Regions from separate parts of the Homo sapiens genome. Here region 2 is linked to region 1. Evidence: chromatin loops called from intact Hi-C (ENCODE). Cell type or tissue: Calu3. All regions are shown on one strand. Each heading gives the region's core, and the rest is flanking DNA. Links, peaks and the distances in the headings are about the cores only.

What was found. A loop is a pair of places that touch in the nucleus more often than their neighbours do. Peaks named below come from ENCODE experiments on the same cell type or tissue, not always from the same donor. Only the 100,000 strongest peaks of a DNase experiment are listed, where the experiment ranks them.
Region 2: it touches region 1 in a loop (2.5-fold over the local background); 5 of 110 quality-filtered maps call a loop at or near these places.

What each region holds. Positions count from the first base shown.
Region 1 is chr12:54,930,663-54,938,238 of GRCh38, forward strand. It overlaps the pseudogene LOC105369778. Among named protein-coding and RNA genes, the nearest start is that of TESPA1, 50 kb to the right of the region's middle. RefSeq lists an enhancer at 4,329-5,528. In Calu3, for the core only: no CTCF peak of the experiment used is centred there; a DNase peak (open chromatin) is centred at 4,839.
Region 2 is chr12:54,756,947-54,764,522 of GRCh38, forward strand. No RefSeq gene overlaps it. Among named protein-coding and RNA genes, the nearest start is that of MUCL1, 94 kb to the right of the region's middle. In Calu3, for the core only: a CTCF peak has its summit at 2,935 (motif pointing right); a DNase peak (open chromatin) is centred at 3,005.

The DNA of each region.
Region 1 (7,576 bases), core at 2,367-6,366:
TGCTGCTCATCCTGCTACACTTACAAGTTTTGGGATAGGCAGTGGAGTTAGGAGCAATGTTTTGCAGACAGGGGGTGGATCTCACAAACTACATTCTCAAGGGTGGGGAGAATTACAAAGAACCTTCTTAAGGGTGGGAGAGATTACAAAGTACATTGATCAATTAGGGTGGGGCAGAAACAAATCACAATTGTGGAATGTCATCAGTTAAGGCTATTTTCACTTCTTTTGTGGATCTTCAGTTGCTTCAGGCCATTAATAAGAAAAATAAAACAAAATAGTGGTAAAGTATTGGGGCAGCAAAAAGTTTTGGGGGTTGTTTGGAGAGAAATAGGCAATGTTTCTCAGGGCTGCTTCGAGCGGGATTAGGGGCAGCATGGGAACTTACAGTGGGAGAGATTCAACTGAAGAAAGATTTTGGGGTAAGGGATTATATTGTGGGGTTGTTAGAAGGAGCATTTGTCATATAGAATTACTGGTGATGGGCTGGATGCAGTTTTGTATGAACTGAGAAACTAAACGAAAGACACAAGGTCTGAGTAAAAGAAGGAAAAAAATAGGTATTAAAGGACTAATAATTGGGAGTACCCAGAACATCCAATTAGAGAGTGTCCAAGGGGGTTCAACATTATTGTTTGCTTGGTTGGTGAGTTTTTGGGCTCTATGCTTGAGTTTTTTTATGTTGTCATATACCAGGCCTGATTGATTTAAGTAAAAACAACACTCTTCATTTAAAAATATACAAAGTCCTCCTTTTTCAGCAGTGAGTAAATCAAGGCCTTGGCAGTTCTGTAGGACAACTGCAGCTAAAGAGTCAACCTGGGCTTGGAGAACAGATAAAGTTTGTGATATATCTGTAATGTTAGCAGAGAAGTCATTAGAGAGGCTGCAGAATGTCGTGGCAGTGGTTGAGATGCCTGCTATTCCAGTTCCAAGTGCAATAGTGGAGGCAGAAAGTCCTAGACCCACAAGTAAAAGGATTAGTGGGATGACTCTTTTTTGTCATGTTGATGTCATGAGGGGGACAGACAGTTGTTTGTTCCCACCTGCAAACTGGATTTTGGGGGTAAGGAAGACTGGAATACATGTGCCCGTCCAGTTGGCAGGTAGGCACATGTAGGTGGAAGAGCCACATAAAAAGAAGAGACCTTTTGCCAGGCAGAACTGGAAATTTAAAGTGAAAAGGTGAGAGGGTGTACTGAAAGAGGAATCCTGCACCCAAAATCCTAGAGATCCAGCGAGGGTAGCAGCTGTTAGAGGTTGTAATGGGGATTGATGGTGCAACTGTGTAGAGGGCGGGGTTCAGTTTTCATGGTGTATGAAAAAGCACATAGTGTTTACAAGTAACCTTTCACTGCTATTCATGGGGCTGGGTATAAGCAAGCAAGAGGAGGGGCTAGGAGGAGATTCAGATGAGCAGGGGGAGGGTAGCCAATGATGGAGTGAGATGCAGGGTAGGTGTCTTCCTAAACAATAGTGATTGCCAATGTTTTTTAGTTTGTCAGTAATGATAGAGGTCTTATCAGTAATGCAAAGTTGGAATGCTACCATCTGTTTGATAATGTGTGTGGCTGGGTTCTGGAGATAAAGAGTAAAGGAACATGTGGACAGTGGAAGGTTGCCTAAAAGGATTCCAGTAGGCTGTTGTCGGGAGATGCATAAAGGAGCGGCAACAGGGATAGGATAGTTGTTTGTGTGGTTAGGGGTCCAAATTTGGGGGGGGGGGGTGCAATTGACATAAGGAGAAAGGTGCCGTAAGTAGATGCGGAGAAGTGTGGCAGCTTGTTGGTGTGAAATGTCTAGGGAGTTCTCACCATATCTGTCTAGAAAGTAAAGAAGTTCCTCAGGCGGGTAAAGATGAGGGCTATTTTCACTTCTTTTGTGGATCTTTAGTTGCTTCAGGCCATCTGGGTGTATACGTGCAGGTCACAGGGGACATGATGGCTTAGCTTGGGCTCAGAGGCCTGACATTCCCGTCTTCTTGTATTAATAAGAAAAATAAAATGAAATAGTGAAGCGTTGGAGCAGCACAAAATCTCAGAGGCCTGACAAGTAAAGATTTTATTGGGTGAAAAGGGGGGGAAAATGGAAAAACAGAGACTCTTGGTGAAGTGAGAGAGTGTGCTTTCTGCCTTGCAGATTGAATCCCAGGTTCCACCCAGGAAGAGGAGAGGCCAGGCTCCTCCCCACTGCAAATGGCACGAACTTCTGTGGCTCCACCCCAGAGTGCACTCCTCCCAGTGTGCAGACCAGCTGGAGTTTTGCCAGGGAGCCCTTCCCACCTGGCTGTCTCATTATTACCAGATTTTAGCTGAGGCAAATAGCTGATATTTCTGGCTTTTGAGCATCTTTACAAAGGGTAATCTCCCCAGTGAAGCCAATAAGCATTAATAAGGTTATGACTTAACTATGGAAGCGTTCATACAATTTATATGATTACTGAGTACTCTAATTGTAAGGAGAAGTTAAGAATAGCTGGTTGTCAATCTTTATGTTAGTGGAAAGAGGGTTCTCAGATCTCATGAAAGAAAAATTAGGGGTGAGTCCACAGAGTCCACAGAGTAGAGTGAAAGCAAGTTTATCAAGAAAGTAAAAAAATAAAAGGGTGGTTACTCCATAGACAGAGCAGCCCTAATGGCTGTTGTTTGGCTATTTTTATTGTTATTTCTTGATTATATGCTAAGCAAGGGGTGGATTATCTATATGTTTTCCAGTAAAGGGGAAGGCAATTCCTGGAACTGATGGTTCTGCCCCGTTTTAGGCCATACAGGGCAACTTCCTGGCATTGCTGTGGCATTTGTAAACTGTCATGATGCTGTTAGGAGTATCTTTTAGCATGCTAATACATTATAATTAGTGTATAATGAGCAATGAGAATGACTAGAGGTCACTTTCATTGCTATCTTGGATTTGTTGGGTTTTGGCTGGCTTCTTTACCACATCCTGTTTTATCAGTGAGGTCTTTGTGACCTTTATCTTGTGCCAGCCTTCTTTCTCATCCTGTGACTAAGAATGTAGCCCAGCAGGTCTAAGCCTAATTTTACCCATCCCCTATTCAAGATGGAGTCACCTGGTTTGAATACCTCTGGCACTAACTTAGTCATTAAAGAGAATTTTTAAGACAAAATCTCAACTTAGCTGTTATCCAGGAATGAGGCTCAGGCTAAAGACTGCTCTCTACCATTGTAAAAGCAGGAAAAGTCACCTTCCTTTCCAGAAGCAAGCAGAACTCCAGAATGGAATTGTAATAGCAAAATAAACCTTAGATCTCACTCCAATTTTGGGAGATCAAGGCTTCACTGGAGAGGATGAAGCTCCCAGACCTCAGCAAGTTGTCCTATTGGTTTGAGCAATAAAAATAGCCCAAGTTAGTATCAGGCACCGTTAGGAGTTTTGCCACAGGTCAAGGGCCACCTCCACTCAGAATTTCATCATGGTTGCCAATTTGTAAACCTAAAACAGTGTCTCTATTAATTTAAAGGTTCATTTTGTCAAGGTTGAGGTTGTCCCTAGGAAGAAGAGACACAAGCCACGGTAGGATCTGTGGCCCACAATTTTTCCAAAGAGGATTTTGAGGGCTTCAATATTTAAAGTGGAAAAAGTGGGTGGGTGGGGAAAGGAGGAAGGAAAAAAAAGGGAGAATATGGTCACATTCTTGTGAGGCTTGGGTTAGCTATCACTGAATCTACCTGTTACATGTGAAAAGGAAAAGATAGAGGAATAGCCAATTATATATTTGTCTTGCACTTCATAAATCTGTACTTTGCTTAAGTTAAAGTAAACAAAGAGGAGAAGTCAAATATGCATTCATCTCAGGGTGGACAGGGGGACAATTTTTAGTTTCCTTTTGTTCCATACCTGTAAAGATAAGCTGTTAATTTACATTGTCACGGTGAGGGAGGCCCCTTGAGTAGATATATGTCCTCCTGTCTCATAACTATCTGTTTAGGAACAAAAGTAAAGTCAGCATTTTACATGACTCAGTTTCAAAGCTTTATTTTTCCCTTTGGTATAGTGAGTTGGAGTCCTGAGATTTTATTTCCCTTTCACAGGGGTACAGACACATTGAGGATGAAGAGGTTTCAACCATTTTTCTTCTAAGAAGAAAGTATAATAGACTCTTGGGTAGGACCTCAAAAATTGATCATCAGGAATTAATCATCCCTTTCCACTCCCAATAATTCTACCTTTCTACAAGCATAGTTGATTTTTAATCACATTTTTTTTTGAGACAGAATTTTGCTCTTGTTGCCCAGGCTGGAGTGCAATGGCACAATCTCAGCTCACTGCAACCTCCACCTCCCGGGTTCAAGCAATTCTCCTGCCTCAGCCTCCTGAGTAGCTGGGATTACAGGCACCCGCCACCACACCTGGCTAATTTTTTGTATTTTTAGTAGAGACGTGGTTTCACCATGTTGGCCAGGCTGGTCTCAAACTCCTGACCTCAGGTCATCCATCCGTCTCAGCCTCCCGAAATGCTGGGATTACAGGAATGAGCCACCACGCCCGGCCCACATTTCTTAATTGCCATGAATTCTTAAAGGTTTTTCTGAACTCACAGCCCTTTCAATTTTATGGAAAATTTTTGTTTGCAAGGATTTCCAAAGCAGAAGTTTTTAGCACTTGCTCAGTAATCGTCATGTGCTTCCTTATTATTACTGACAGTTAGTTCCCTCTTGGGTCCTTTCTTAACTTTGTTATACTGAAATCTTAGCTCTTTCTCTCCTCCAATTCTTTGGCAGGAAGAACATCCGTTCTCTGTTCTTTGCAGGTAACAACGTGGCTTAGACATGTAAGCAATGACTCAGTTCCTACTCAGTCTGCTCTTTCTTCAGCTGAGTCATCCTGACACCCACTGGACAAACTGAAATAGTCTTAGTCTTTTTTGTGTTGCTATAATAGAATACGTGAGGCTGAGTAATTTATAAAGAACAGAGGTCTTTTACCTCACAATTCTGATGGCTAGAAAGTTTGAGATTGGGCAGCTGTATCTGGTGAGGGCCTCAGGCTGCTTGCAGTCATGGTGGAAAGTAGAAAGGCAGGTCATGCAAACATATCACATGGTGAGACAGGAAGCAAGAGAGAGAAACCAAGGAAGTCAGGCTCTTTTTAACAAACCACTCTCCTACGAACTAATCTATTCCTATGAGAACAAGAGAGAACAAGAACTTGCCCCCACAAGAGAACATTAATCTATTCAGGAGGGATCTTCCCTTATAACCCCAAAACCTCCAACTAGGCCCCACCTCCCAACACTACCACACTGGGGATACAATTCCAACATGAGTTTCAGAGGGAAGAAACTCAAATCTATGGCACAGCCCAATGCATTTTTAAGGCATTTTTAGTAACAAATAAACTTAGAAAAAAAAAAATCTCAACCGTCTCTTTGCAACTGGGCAGGTTCACTTCCTTCTGAAGAACTAGACTCCTCAAGGACAGGAAATGGGCCCAGGCTTCCCTCATACTGTTCCATCGGGTAGCTTCTAAGGCTCTACTTTCAAATTGCTTACCTTGTTTCTTTGGGCATACCTATGAATAGAAGGGCCCAGTGCCTGCATTCTAGTAGTGATATACATTGAGAAACACATTGTATTCAAATGGATAACTTGAGATCTATTTCTGTTGTAGGAACTAACATAGAATTCATTTCAGTGTATAAGAAAGCCTTTAGATCTAACTTGAATCATTCTGGTTGTTTTTAAGCTCATTGAATGTAAAAGTATTTCTTATAATTCATTTGGGGGAGGATAATGCAAGGTAGAAAGAAACCACATGGAAAAATACCTCATGACTAAATCAAAGATTCAAACAATTAATATTGGTAAATCTGAGGTAATCTAGTTTAATATCCTTAGTCTTCATTCGTTCATGTATTTAGTCACAGAGCAACTCAGGCATAAAGCACTATTCTAGCCCTTGAGGATAATAGTGGACAAAAAGGACAAAAATACCTTCCCTCATGAGCTTACATTCTACTAAGGAGAAAGAGACAATGAACACATTAAATAAGTAAACATAAAATGTGAAATAGGATAAGTTCTATGGAGAAAAATTATGGCAGGAAAGGGGTAAATAGAAGATGTGGGCTGGTGCAGGTGGAATTGGAAGTGGATGAGAACACTGAGGCTGAAAGATGGAGAGAGACTTGTCCAGGGTCAGGCAGCAGGTTGGAGCCATGATGAGACAAGAATCAAGGTTTCTTTACCTTCAGTCCTGTGTACATTTCTCTACTCCTCCTGCATGTGCGAAGATCAGAAGGCACCCTTACGCAGATCACTGCATCCTGACTCACCCTGTTGAAAGTCAACAGGTTAAAATGCAGAACAATGTATTTTTTTCTTAAAATGTTGATACAATAACTGGTAAGTTTAGGGAGTGGTGGAATATGAAAAGGGAGTAACTGTGCCTTAAACTGCGACTTGTAAAAAAAATATAATTCCCTGGTATACATTTGACTTGGTTTAGAAAGCACTCTCTTATTCTTTTGTCTGATCTTCACAACAATAACTTGAGAGGAAAGCAAGCTTTATATTATTATCCCCATTTTAACAAATGAGGAAACTCTCAGGGTGCTCTTGAGCTGTCTCTGAATCTAACTAGAGCCAAATACCTGAGAATCTGGCTAACTTGAAGAGCTAACTTGAAATAAACACCCAATCCCTAGATTTTAGCAACTCTGGAGACCTTGTTAAAAATTTAGACAAATTAGATTTAAAAGAATTTATTTGAGCAAGGAATGATTCATGAATCAGTCAGCACTAATGTGATGGTTAATATTAGGTGTCAACTTGGTTGGATTGAAGGATGCCTAGATAGGGGGTAAAGTATTGTTTCTGGGTGTGTCTGTGAGGCTGTTTCCAGAGGAGACTGACATTTGAGTTCATAGACTGGGAGAGGAAAGCCCACCCTCAATGTGTGTGGGCACCTTTCAGTTGGTTGCTAACTCAGCTAGAACAAAGAAGGTGGAAAAAAAGTGGGATAAGCTGGCTTGCTGAGTCTTCTGGCTTTCATCCTCCTCCCATGCCAGATGTTTCCTCCCTTTCCTCCTGCCTTTGGACATCAGCCTCCAGGTTCTTTGGCCTCTGAACACTTGGACTTACACCAGTGGTTTGCCGGGGGCTCTCGGGCCTTTGGCGATAGACTGAAGGCTGCACTGTCGGCTTCCCTGCTTTTGAGCCTTTTGGACTATTGGCTCCTTTCTTCCTCAGTTTACAGGTGGCCTATTGTGGGACTTTGCCTTGAGATCATGTGAGCCAGTTCTCCCTACTCAACTCCTTTCATATATTCATATATCCTATTAGTAATGTCCCTCTAGAAAACCTTGACCAATACAACACAGAACCAGACAAAGTTCAGAAAGCTCAGCCAAGCAGTGTGAGCCGTGAGCTTTTACAGGCTACACACAGAAGCTGAGTAGAGATATCATCTGATAACTAGGAATCTGCCTTATTTGGACATGGTGTGATGAAACATTTGCCTTTTTTGGGCATGATGTGATGAGTTGGCTGCCTGTGATTGATCGAAGTTTAATTATTTATAATTGGCTTTTGTTACAAAAAAAGTTCCAGACATA
Region 2 (7,576 bases), core at 1,149-5,148, 170 kb before region 1:
AGTTTAACCTGGATTTTAAAAAATTGATTTCTGTCTGGATAATTTGTTCTTTACTGAGAGAAGGGTTTAAAGTCCCCTAACATTACTGTATTGAAGTCTATCTCTGACTTCATATTTATTAATGTTTGCTTTACATATTTGGGTGCTCTGGTGTTGAGTGCATATATATTTACAATTGTTATAGACTTGCTGAATTGGCCCTTTTATTATCACATAGTGACATTCTTTTCTCTTTTGATAATCTTTGACTTGAAGATTTTGGTGTCCATTTGTATGGAATTTTTTTTGTATCTCTTCATTTCAGACTATGTGTGTCTTTATAGGTAAGGTGAGTTTCTTTAGGCAGCATATATTTGAACCCTGTTTTTTTTTTTTTTTTTTTTTTTTTTTGTATTTTGAGACAGAGTCTTGCTCTGTCGCCAGGCTGGAGTGCAGTGGCACAATCTCGGCTCACGGCAACCTCCACCTCCCGGGTTCAAGTGATTCTCCTGCCTCAGCCTCCCGAGTAGCTGGGACTACAGGCGTGCGACCCCTTGCCCGGCTAATTTTTGTATTTTTAGTAGAGATGAGGTTTCACTATGTTGGCCAGGATGGTCTCAATCTCTTGACCTTGTGATCTGCCTGCCTCGGCCTCCCAAAGTGCTAGGATTATAGGCATGAGCCACCATGCCCAGCCTGAACCCTGTTTTTAAATCGATTCATTCATGTATCTTATTTTTAAAATTAATTAATTAATTAATTAATTGATTTTGCGATGGAGTCTCACTCTGTTGCCCATGCTGGAGTGCAGTGGTGGCTCACTGCAACCTCTGCCTCCTTGGTTGAAGTGATTCTCCTGCCTCAGCCTCCCGAGTAGCTGGGACTAGAGGTGACCGCCACTGGCTAATTTTTGTATTTTTAGTAGAGGCAGGGTTTCTGATCCCCCGTCTCGCCCTCCCAAAGTGCTGGAATTACAGGTGTGAGCCACTATGCCCAGCCCATTCATGTATTTTAATTGGAGTATTTAGTCCATTAACATTCAGTATAATAATTGATAGGTAAGGACTTACTGTCATTTTGTTACTTGTTTTCTGGTTGTTTTTTTAACTCCTCTCTTCCTTTCTTTCTGAGTGTCTTCCTTTGTGGTTAGGTAAAGTTTTCTGGTAATACATTTTAATACACTGAGCTTTATTTTTGGTGTATTTAATATAGGTTTTTGCTTTGCGGTTGCCATGAGGCTTACAAAATTATCTTATAAATATAATAAGTTATTTTAAACAGATGACAACTTAACTTTTATCACAGAACAGAAAGGAAGGAAAAACTAAAAAACTCTATACTTTAATTCCACCCCCCATTCTGACTTCTTGTTTTTTCAATTTACATCTTTTCATATTGCCTATCTCTTAAAAGGCTGCAGTAGCTATTTTTTATAGATTTTTCTTTTGGTCTTCATTCTAGATTTTTGAGTAGATTACACAATGACAATATTAGAATATTGTTAATTTGTCTGTTTGTCTGTGTACTTTCTTTTACCAGTGAGTTTCTTTCTTTCTTTCCTTTTTCTTTTTTTTGAGACGGAGTCTCACTCTGTCACCCAGGCTGGAGTGCAGTGGTATGATCTCGGCTCACTGCAACATCTGCCTCCTGGGTTCAAGTGATTCTCCTGCCTCAGCTTCCCAAGTAGCTGGGATTATAGGCACCCACCACCACACCCAGATAATTTTTGTATTTTTAGTAGAGATGGTGTTTCGCCATGTTGGCCAGGCTTGTCTTGAACTCCTGACCTCAGGTGATCCTCCCCCCTTGGCCTCCCAAGTGCTGGTATTACAGGTGTGAACCACTGCACTCAACCAGTGAGTTTCATATCTTCAAATGTTTTGCTTTTGTATGATAGCATCATTTTCTTTCAGACTGAAGTACTTTTAGCATTTCTTGTAAGATGGGTCTAGTGGTGATGAATTCCTTCTGTCAGCTTTTGTTTGTTTGGGAAAGACTTTATCTCCCCTTCATGTTTGAGGGAAAGCTTTTTCTGGGTACAGTATTCTTGGTTGAAAGTTTTTTTTTTTCCCATTAGCACATTGAATATGTCATTCTACTTCCTTTTGGCCTTTATGTTTTCTCCTGAGAAGTCTATTGCCAGATGAATCAGAGCCCTTTTATATGTTATTTGCCTCTTTTCTCTTGCTGTTTTTATGATCGTTTCTTTGTCCTTGACCTTTGAGGGTAAACTCTCAAAGTCTTATATGCCTTCGGGTGGTATTATTTGGATTGAAGTCATTTGGTGATCTCTAGCCTTCCTGTAGCTAGATTATACCTTTCTCTAGGTTTGGAAACTTTTCTGTTATTATTTGTTTAAATAAGCTTTCTAACACTTTCTCTTTCCCAATTTCGTCTTTAATGGCAATGACACTTAGATTTGCTCTCTTAAAGGTATTCTCTATATTTTGCAAGTGTTCTTCATTTCTTTCCATTCTTTTTTCTTTCTTCTCCTTTGACTGTGTATTTTCCGATAGCCTGTCTTTGAACTAACTGAGTTTTCCCACTGTTGATCCATTGTGCTGTTGAGAGCCTATAATGTATTTTTCAGTTTAGCAAACATATTTCTCAGTTCCAGGATTTCTGTTTAAATTTTTAAATTATTTGAATATCTTTGTTAAATATCTCTAGTAAATTTCTGAATTGCTTTTCTGTGTTATCTTGGAGTTCACTGAGTTTCCTTTGAACTGCTACTTTGGATTCTTTAACAGAGCTTATATATCACTGCCTCATTAGGATCAGTCTTTGGCTCATTGCTTTGCTCATTTGTGGAGGTCAGAGTTCCCTGTTTGCTGTTGTTTCTTATGGATATACATCTATGGCTTTGCATTGGAGGATTATTTACAGTTTTTGCTGTCTGGCTTGTTTTGGTCTTCCTAGGGTATGTTTGCTATGGGGTAATATTTAGCTGCCTGTTGGTCTCCTTATCCTACATTGTTGCCTCCTTTTCAACACTAGATGGTGCCTTAAGCCCAGATTTGGCTTGGGCTTCTTGCAACTGCTCAGAGTGTTGCCCATCCCTGACTGAGGAGAGAGAGGAAGTCCCAAAGAAGTTACCATACCCATGAGGGAAATCTGGCTAGGGATTTGTGCTCAAAAGACTGGTAGAATGTGCCTCATACAATGTCGTACTGCTGAACAGACACTCTGATTTGGCATCTCCTTTGCCTTAAAGACCAGGGTTTCACAGGCTGGGGTTTCTAGTCCCACTTTCCCTCTTTATCTCCAGCTGCCCTTGGGGTTTTCCTTCCTACAGGTATTTCCCATGAGTTGAGGCAGGAATGCTTTTCCTACAAGGGAATCCACGATGGTGGAGAAGCTGGCTATCTACCTCAATCTCACTTTTTCCGATCTAGAAACCATGAGTCTGGGGGAATTTTCCACAAATGGTGCCTGGCAGATTGAGGATCGGTATCAAAGATAGACAGGTTTGTTTCTCTTACCCGAAGCTCGGAGTTTCTCACTTCTCTGTGGCTGTAGGGATTGCCCCAGCCTCAGATTTGAGTTTTAGGATTTTGCTGGTTACTATATATATATATATATTTTTTTTTTTTTTGGAGGCGGGGACCGGGTCTTGCTTTGTCACCCAGGCGGGAGTGGAGTGGAGTGGAGTGGCTCCAATATGGCTCACTGCAGCCTTAACTTCCTGGGCTCAAGTGATCCTCCCACCTCATCCCCCCAAGTAGCTGGGACTACAGGTGTGCACCACCACACCTGGCTAATTTTTTGTGTTTTTGTGGAAGCAGGGTTTTGCCACATTGTCCAGGTTTGTCTCGCACTCCTGGACTCAAGCAATCTGCCCACCTCAGCCTCCAAAAATTCTGGGATTACAGGTATGAACCACTGTACCTGGCCCCTGGTGATAATCTTGATGCTGGATATTTGTTCTTGGTTTTCTGCTGGGGAGAGCAAAGTCAGATTGTTTCTGCTATACCATTTTGATGACATCCTTTGATACTAAAATCTTTTAAGGAAAATATAAGAATAATGTATCACAGGCTAATCTTGTTTATATAAAGATGCAAAAATATGATCAAATTAGCAGCAAAGTGAGCCTAACTATCTTAAAGACAAGACACTACTTCAGGAAAACTGGACTTCTTTCTGAAAAGAATTTTTTAAAAAGAAGTGTGTTATTATTACTCATCATATTTAGATATTAAAATAAAACATATATGATTATCTAATTAAATGTAGAAATAGCATTGGTAGCATTCAACATCCATTCATTGTTAAAAGTCTTAGAAAACAAGGAATAGAGGAAACTTTCTTAACATGAAAAATTAAGGTTATTTACAAATAATTTACAGGAAACATCGTATTCAATTGTAAATTACTGAATGCACTTATCTTACAATCAGAAATAGGCCGGGTGCGGTGGCTCATGCCTGTAATCCGAGCTCTTCTGTGGCTGAGGCAGGCAGATCACCTGAGGTTGGGAGTTCGAGACCAGCCTGACCAACATGCAGAAACCCCATCTTTACTAAAAATACAAAATTAGCCGGGAGTGGTGGTGCGTGCCTGTAATCCCAGCTACTCAGGAGGCTGAAGCAGAAGAATTGCTTGAACCCAGGAGGTGGAGTTTGCAGTGAGCCGAGTTCATGACATTACACTCCAGCCTGGGCAACAAAAGCAAAACACCGTTTCAAAAAAAAAAAAAAATTCACAATAGCAAAGACTTGGAACTAACCCAAATGTCCATCAATGATAGACTGGATTAAGAAAATGTGGCACATATACACCATGGAATACTATGCAGCCATAAAAAAGGATGAGTTCATCTCCTTTGTAGGGACATGGATGAAGCTGGAAACCATCATTCTGAGCAAACTATTGCAAGGACAGAAAAACAAACACCGCATGTTCTCACTCATAGGTGGGAATTGAACAATGAGAACATTTGGACACAGGATGGGGAACATCACACACCAGGGCCTGTCATGGGGTTGGGGGAGAGGGGAGGGGTAGCATTAGAAGATATACCTAATGTAAATGACGAGTTAACGGGTGCAGCACATCAACATGGCACATGTATACCTATGTAACAAACCTGCACGTTGTGCACATGTACCCTAGAACTTAAAGTATAATAAGAATAGTAAAAAAGAAAGCTTTGGAACATGAAAAAAAATCAGAAATAATTCAGAGAGTGCTGCTATTACTACATTTATTCTCATTATACTAGAGTTTCTAGCCTGATTATTAAAATCAGAAAAGGAAATAAAGGGTCAAATAGTTGGAAAGGAAGAAAGAAAAAAATGTCGTTATTTGTGGATGGCCTGATTATCTATATAAAATCAAAAATCAAAATAACCTATAATTTATCAAAATTAATATACTTCAATATCTTCATTTATAAAATATAGATAATAATGTCCATTCTGTTTAAAAGAATTAAATAAAATGCTGTGTATAGTCCTACGACATTGAAATTATACTGCAGTTTCTCAGCTTCTCTTGCAACCAGAATGCAGGCTTGTGAACTAGCTCTTCTAATTTTAGGAACTTTCACAAGACCTTAGCCTGGAGATGAGCAGTGTGTGAAAACAGCCTTCATTTTGCTGGCATATATTGCCTGCCAAAACATACAGGTTGAAAGGACAGCAATGATTGCAGGACTGATTTCTGATAGGGAAATACGTTTTACTGTTGTTTTAATCAAATTCTTGGCATTTAGTACTTGGCAGCACCCATGGCCATGCAGGAGGTTTTCTCATCAAACCAGTCCTGTGGCAAAGTTGTTAGCATTTTTACCAGAAGCTTGGACATCTTTTTCTCCAGCTTTTCTAATAATTTCAGGAACTGATAGTCTTTATTAAATTACTTTTCTGTTTAAGTTAGGCTTGGACTAGGATAGTTTGCAATAACTACCTTGACTAATACACAATTACTTTCACTTTTAAAAATCTTTATCATGCATGCTTATTTTACAAGGTTGAATTAGTTGTGTGTAGACAATATAGAATTTATATTTCTTTTTAATATTTTATTTTATTTTATTATTATTATACTTTAAATTTTAGGGTACATGTGCACAATGTGCAGGTTTGTTACATATGTATACACGTGCCATGTTGGTGTACTGCACCCATTAACTCGTCATTTAGCATTAGGTATATCTCCTAATGCTATCCCTCCCCCCCTCCCAAGACATTTATGCAGCCAAAAAACACATGAAAAAATGCTCATCATCACTGGCCATCAGAGAAATGCAAATCAAAACCACAATGAGATACCATCTCACACCAGTTAGAATGGCAATCATTAAAAAGGCAGGAAACAACAGGTGCTGGAGAGGATGTGGAGAAATAGGAACACTTTTACACTGTTGGTGGGACTGTAAACTAGTTCAACCATTGTGGAAGTCAGAATTTATATTTCTTACCAATTAATTTACCATGAGTATTCGTTCTACATTATTTGCTTTTCACTGTTTTTTATTTTAATGATTATAAGATAATTGAACATTGTGTTAGATCCATTTTGCTGCAGGACACTTAGGTTATTTCCAGGTTATGGCTATTTTAACCAATGTAGCAATAATCACTTTTATGCATTTAACTTTTTCCCCTTCTTTGAATCCATTCTTAGGATGATTCCCGTGGTGTGCATTTTGTACCTACTGCTCCGTTGATTTCCAAATATTGCCTCACGTTTCTCAACATAACTTTTGAAACCCTGGAATGTAACATATTTTCAGAGAATTTTTATACCCATTGCCTTGTGTATCCGAAAAAATTCTGTGTTTGACAGGGCAGGTTTCATTAAATTCTTTCAGTTGATAAACTGAGCTTCAGATTTTTTCATGATGTGCCCAGTTTTTACCCTGTTGGTAGGAGAGCTGACATGAGAACTCCGTGATGCCAGTAGTCTATTTCTGATGCCTTTAATTTCCATCAAGCACCTACTTGATTCTGAACACTGTTCTAAGCTATGGGGCTATAGCTGTGAGCAAGACAAGGTGAAAAAAAGTTCTTACTCTCATGGAATTTACCTTCCATGAGACAAGAAACAAAGGGGATAATTTCAGATAACTGTGTCATGAAAGTCCTGCTAAATAGATGAGTCATTTAGATACAGTTTCCATTTTGATGTTTCTGTGGAGGTATATCTTCAAATGTGTCAAGATAATCCTAGTTAAATTGATAATAATCTTACTTTTTTTTTTTTTTTGATGTAGTCTGGCTCTGTTGCCCAGGCTGGAGTGCAGTGGCACGATCTCGGCTCACTGCAGCCTCCACCTCCCGGGTTCACTCTATTCTCCTGCCTCAGCCTCCTGAGTTGTTGGGACTAGAGGTGCCCGCCACCACACCTGGCTAAATTTTTGTATTTTTAGTAGAGATGGGGTTTCACCGTGTTAGCCAGGATGGTCTCGATCTCCTGACCTCATGATCCTCCCGCCTCGCCCTCCCAAAGTGTTGGGATTATAGGAGTGAGCCACCGCGCCTGGCCAATAATAATCTTACTTTTACATCTTACCTGTTACACACTGTTATACTGTTCATCCCACTCGGCACTTTACAGGCACATCCTTCTATTGTCAGAATGAGTTCTGTGT